Regions from separate parts of the Homo sapiens genome. Here region 2 is linked to region 1. Evidence: chromatin loops called from intact Hi-C (ENCODE). Cell type or tissue: thyroid gland. All regions are shown on one strand. Each heading gives the region's core, and the rest is flanking DNA. Links, peaks and the distances in the headings are about the cores only. Region 1 has its middle 33 kb from the start of PTF1A. Region 2 has its middle 170 kb from the start of ARHGAP21.

Region 1 (2,916 bases), core at 160-2,659:
CTCTCAGGTGGTTGGGTTTGCGAGGTCACCCACGAGATGACCTTGAGCTGATGCGAATGGTCCATCTTGCTGCAATCAGCAGAACTCAGCCTCTGAACGCCCTCACTGCACCGCCACACTAAGCACACTAGAGTCAAGGACTATGGGCAGCCAAGTGCGTCCAAAAACAAATGCCCCTGCCTGACGGCCCATGACTCTGTCATCATAATGAGCGGTGAGCTCCAGGCACCGGATGGTCCCGTGTAATTAATTATGCAGCGTCGTAAAAAGGCAGGCAGGAAATGTCCTCTGGTCAACCGGGGAGGGCAGAGTCCTGGGGGCTGAAGAGGGTCCCGCAGGTGGAAATAAGCACCCAGGAGCTTTGGGGGATCTTGCTACACTTGCTTCTGTTGTCCAGGGGGTGGGCTCCCTAGACACCTGAGAGGCACAGCATTCTTGTGTCAGGACAGGGCTGAGCTGCAAAGCCCCTGTCGCCTCCCACAGCAAGGGCAGGTAAACCTCAGTGATCCATACCCCACCGACCAGCTGTAGTTTAGAAATTTCACACACACGCGCGCGCACACACACACAGAGTTGGAATGCAAAGTATGCATTAACTTAATGTGGTTTTAAAATTATTAAATATCCCTTATCAACCAACTAGAAATGTGCAACTAATATTAGCGGTGGGAGGAGGGTTCTCGAATTCTAAACGGTAGATTCTGTTTGAGGTGTCTAAACTAAGACAAAAAATTTCACATGTGTGACTCATCCAAACCATTAGAGGGCGACCTTCACCTTTACAAGTCTTTTGAGCAATTGTGGGGGGTGGTGGGGGAAGGCAAGATCCTGACATGTATTGAATGGACTTTGTGTTGTAGACTAAGGCACTATGGAAGAAAAATGGTAGCTACCAAAATTAATATACAAATATTGCTAAAATGCCATATCTATTTTGCATAGAGTGGAACTGAATCAATTGTATCTCTTGAATTTTGCTTTAGCTCTGCCTAAATTGACCTAAAGTCCTCAGTCAATTCCTTCATCCTTGGAATTTAGCCAAGGATTTGTGTTAACAGACTGTTTCGTTGCATTTTTCTATTTTCCAAATAAGTGAGTTGATGCGCGACAGGATTGTTTATGAGGGGGGGATGAGTTCTGCAAGAGCCCACCAGAGGGAGCCAAATGACTGCTTTAGAACCCTTCATTCACTGCTGCTTTGCTTTTCCTCTTTGGGAAGCTGCTTAATCAAACCCATTGAACACCCTTCCCTCCCCTCCCACCACCCGAGACACTTAAAAAATTAGAAGTAATCCTAGCACCAGAAATGCACATTCCGTATTTTCTTAGCCCACAGACTATGAACAAACAAATAATACTGCTGTGGCGAGGTATTTTAACAGTGTGAAAATTGCCCACTTAATAGGGAATAGAATAATTAAAGAGATCTTGGCTTAGGAAAAAAAGTGAAACGGCGGACACACAGTGAGAAAAAAATCCGGTCAAGTACAGTGACCTGCCAGGGGATGGGAGAGAATTCGAGAACCAATTAGGATTCTAAACAACTTACCCAACTGAACAGATCACTTTTCTCCTATTTTCAACGAACATTTCAAGCATCTGCTTTCAAAGGAGCCTTGACAGTGACTGTTTCTTCTTTCATTTTTTATTTTTATTTATTTATTTATTTATTTTTTTGAGACGGAGTCTGGCTCTGTCGCCCAGGCTGGAGTGCAGTGGCGCGATCTCGGCTCACTGCAAGCTCCGCCTCCCGGGTTCACGCCATTCTCCTGCCTCAGCCTCCCGAGTAGCTGGGACTGCGAGTAGCTGGGACCACGAGTAGCTGGGACCACAGGCGCCTGCCAACACGCCCGGCTAATTTTTTTGTATTTTTAGTAGAGACGGGGTTTCACCATGTTAGCCAGGCTGGTCTCGATCTCCTGACCTTGTGATTCGCCCACCTCGGCCTCCCAAAGTGCTGGGATTACAGGCGTGAGACACTGCGCCCGACTGTTTCTTCTTATGCTGTGATGGGGGTTAGCTCTGCTAGGAAGTTTCTAGACGAACACATCCTCCCTGGTTCTGTGCTGCTTCAGACCTATGAGACCCTCTGTTCAGATCAACAGCATTTGCCCACTGGCATTTGCCATTATTGGCATTCTGAAGGCCAGGATCTGCTGGGAAAATGGTGTATCTGAATTTCAGCCACGTTCTTAAAATATCCATCCTTGGCTGGGCGCCGTGGCTCAAGCCTGTATTCCCAGCACTTTTGCAGGCTGAGGCCAGGAGTTCGAGACCAGCCTGACCAACATGGTGAAACCCTGTCTCTACTGAAGATACAAAAATTAGCTGGGCGTGGTGGTGCGTGCCTGTAATCCCAGTTACTCGGGAGGTAACTGGGATTGAGGTGGGAGAATCGCTTGAACCTGGGAGGTGGAGGTTGCAGTGAGCCGAGATCGTGCCACTGCACTACAGCCTGGGTGACAGAGTGAGACCCTGTCTCAAAAAAAAAAAAAAAAAGAAAAAAAATCCAACCTCTTTCTTGACACTCTTACCTTTCTACCCACAACCTGAGGGGCTAATACATCTTTCCTCTTATGTGGCACACACTTTGTAATATATTATAGCTCCAATTCAATTCCATAGTTATTTTTAATCTGACTTTCCTATTAAACTGTCAGTTCCTTGAGAAAAGAATTTTGTCTTAATACTCTCCCTAGCCCCAGAACCAAGCAGGATGCAATGCACACACTAGGAGTAATTCAATGTTATGGATAAATGATATCTTTATGAACAAGGTGTAAAATAATAAATAAGAACTAAGAGACAGCAGGTATTTACATGGTGCCAGTCTCGGTCTAAGCACTAGATGTGTTCACTCATTTCATCTGCAGAAATGCGCTGTGAAACAGGGGATAGGCACTACAAGTGTCTACA
Region 2 (2,916 bases), core at 175-2,674, 1.4 Mb after region 1:
AGAAGGCGAAGGGGAAGCAGGCACGTCATACGTGGCGGGAGCAGGAAGAAGAGAAAGCAAAGGGAGAAGTGCTACACACTTTTAAACAACCAAATCTTGTGAGAATTCTATCATGAGACAGCACTGGGGGGTGGCACTAAACGATTAGAAACCACCTCTGTGATCCAATCACCTCCCACAGGGCCCACTTCTGACATTGGGGATTACAATTCAACATGAGATTTGGGTGGGGACACAGAGCCAAACCATATCGGAGACCTAAGATTTCTTAGATCTGTAAGGAAGCCAGAATTTGTCTTTGACCTGTTTGGTCTCCTCCCTTGAGTGTTATCTCCTTTGTGGTTTTGAGCTCATCTGACCACACACACCAGGGTCTGAGTCTGGGGCCTCAGCCGCCTCCTTCCTCATATCCCTGGTGTCCTCTGGGCTGGAAAAGGAGGTCTCTACTCCTTTCTGAGAAGTGCTTTTTTTCACCTGACATCAACTCTAGGAAGCTAAGCCAAGAAGGCTTAGCTGAGCTGTTTGATTCTCAAACAGTTGGCTAACTTACTTGGAAATGGAGTCAGGGAAGAAGATGTTCAGGAATAACTAGATCATTGTACAGTGATTGCAGCTGCACATTCTTCAGTCTCACAAATGAATAGAATCCATTGCACAGCAGAAGTTGCCCTGCCAGGCCTAGCACACTTTCCCCCTCCTGCAAAAAGAATGTCCGCTCACTGAGTGACTCCAGAGAAAGGGGCCCTGACCTCTTCCTGCCCCTTCTGTCTAAAATCCCTCAAAGGAGACACTCCCAAGGTCAAGCGTGGCATCCCTGCCCCACGGAATCTGGCGTCTCCCTATCTTTCAGTGGGCGCCTCGCCCACCTACCCGCGGCTCCCTCTGGCCCAGCCACCCTGTTCTTTGGTCTGCTCCTCCTCAAGCCCCAGCCACAAGCTGCTTCCTGTGCCTGGAATGTTCACCCCACCACTTCCTCATCCTGATCTCAGCTCACACGCTGCTCACTCCAGGAAACCTGGATCTCACCCTCTATGAGTTCACCCTCCTTCACAGCACTTAGTGGAAACTAAAGCAGACAGTGGGGGTGAGTGGTGGTCAGTAAATTATCAAGTGCAGGAATCAATGTCTGTATTACACACAGAGGACCCCAAGGCAGGACCTGCCAAAAGTCAGGTAGGTTCATATTCTTCTGTGGGGTGCAGGCTGGGGGACGAGGTATGAGGGGCACGTAGTTCCTACTGTTCACACCATCCACATTTAACACTCTTTAAGACTTGAGATTGAAGACTCCTTTAAGAGGCTGCATCTCAGGAAAATACTGTTCACCTCCTGCCATCTGGTGGTCATCTGGAACTTGTGCACCTCGTTGAATTTCTCAACTTTATCTCAGTTTTTGCTGCAGCTGTATTATATAGTTTCAAATAGCTAGAAGGAGGATTTTTTTTTCCTGAGATGGAGTCTTGCTCTGTCGCCCAGGCTAGAGTGCGATGGCATGATCTCAGCTCACTGCAACCTATGCCGTCCGAGTTCAAGTGATTCTCCTGCCTCATCCTCCCGAATAGCTGGGATTACAGGCGCCCACCACCACGCCAGGCTAATTTTTGTATTTTTAGTAAAGAGGGTGTTTCACCATGTTGGCCAGGCTGGTCTGGAACTTCTGACCTCGTGATCCGCCCACCTCGGCCTCCCAAAGTGCTGGGACTACAGGCGTGAGCCACCGCGCCTGGCCAGAAGGAGGATATTGAACGTTCCTAACACAAACGAGAAATGTCGAAGATGATGGATATGTTAATCACCTGGATCTGATCATTATACCATATATATATATATATATATATGGTATACCATATACCATATATACACACATATATAATATGGTATACCATATATCATATATATACACACACATAGGGGTGGTTTATATATATATACATAGGGATGGTATACCATATACCATATATATACATATATATATATCAAACCATCCCTATGTACCCCTTGAGTATATATAATTATTTGCCAATTAAAAGTTTTTAAATGTAAATGTACCAGCCATATGCAGCTGTAGCCCCGAATGAAAACGTGAGGCAGTTGGCATTTGTCCTCAGCTTGGGGCTTCTTTTCAGAACTCCTCTGTGCCTTCCATCGTTTCTATCTTTGGGGGAAGTGATAAACTGAGATACCAGAAAACTGATGTTCCTTTCCAAGCATGTTAGGGCAATAGGAAGAGGGCAACAATTTAATCAAAGGATCAAGTGTCCGGTGGTGGAATGCCAAGTGTCAGAGGGCAGATCCAAAGTAGAATTTTCTGGGAATTCAAACTCCATGGGGCAGGAATGGGAATCCCCGGGAGGCGGTCTGCTGACCATGAGTTTGCTGTTCTTTCATTTCCACATTTTGGAATTTCTGGAGGAAGTCTTGCTGTCCACCGCAGGGCTGAAGGAGCTAGAAGCTGTAAGTGTGTGGATTAAAAAGTATGTGGATTAAAAAGCACTATTTGGGAGGCCAAGGCAGGAGGATCACTTGAGCACAGGAATACGAGGCCAGCCTGAACAACGTAGCGAGACATCGTCTCTATAAAAAAAAGAAAATGGTGGTGTGTGCCTGTAGTCCCAATTACTCAGGAGGCTGAGGCTGGAGGATCACTTGAGCCCAGAAAGTGGAGGCTGTGGTGAGCCCTGATCGCACCATTGCACACCAGCCTGGGCAACAGAGTGAGACCCTGTCTCTAAAGGAAAAAAATGTATGAACTGGGGAAGGTCCTTACTCAGGTAAGCTAACCAAAGCAATGGTTCAATTCAGAAAAGGTAGTTAGGAGTAGATGATGGTGTATTTTATCAAAATCTGAACAAACGTCGGCAGGCAGAACCTACTGGGCGTGTTCCATCTCTTAGCTTGCACGTTGTGTTTCTAGTT

The links. Hi-C counts contacts between places; a loop is a spot of excess contacts. Peaks named below come from ENCODE experiments on the same cell type or tissue, not always from the same donor. Only the 100,000 strongest peaks of a DNase experiment are listed, where the experiment ranks them.
Region 2: it touches region 1 in a loop (4-fold over the local background); 20 of 110 quality-filtered maps call a loop at or near these places.

What each region holds. Positions count from the first base shown.
Region 1 is chr10:23,157,413-23,160,328 of GRCh38, forward strand. No RefSeq gene overlaps it. Among named protein-coding and RNA genes, the nearest start is that of PTF1A, 33 kb to the right of the region's middle. RefSeq lists an enhancer at 1-62. In thyroid gland, for the core only: a CTCF peak has its summit at 1,117 (motif pointing right); DNase peaks (open chromatin) are centred at 789 and 1,169; H3K4me3 peaks cover 599 bases; H3K27ac peaks cover 921 bases.
Region 2 is chr10:24,556,003-24,558,918 of GRCh38, forward strand. No RefSeq gene overlaps it. Among named protein-coding and RNA genes, the nearest start is that of ARHGAP21, 170 kb to the right of the region's middle. RefSeq lists a silencer at 2,619-2,916. In thyroid gland, for the core only: a CTCF peak has its summit at 1,353 (motif pointing left); no DNase peak of the experiment used is centred there.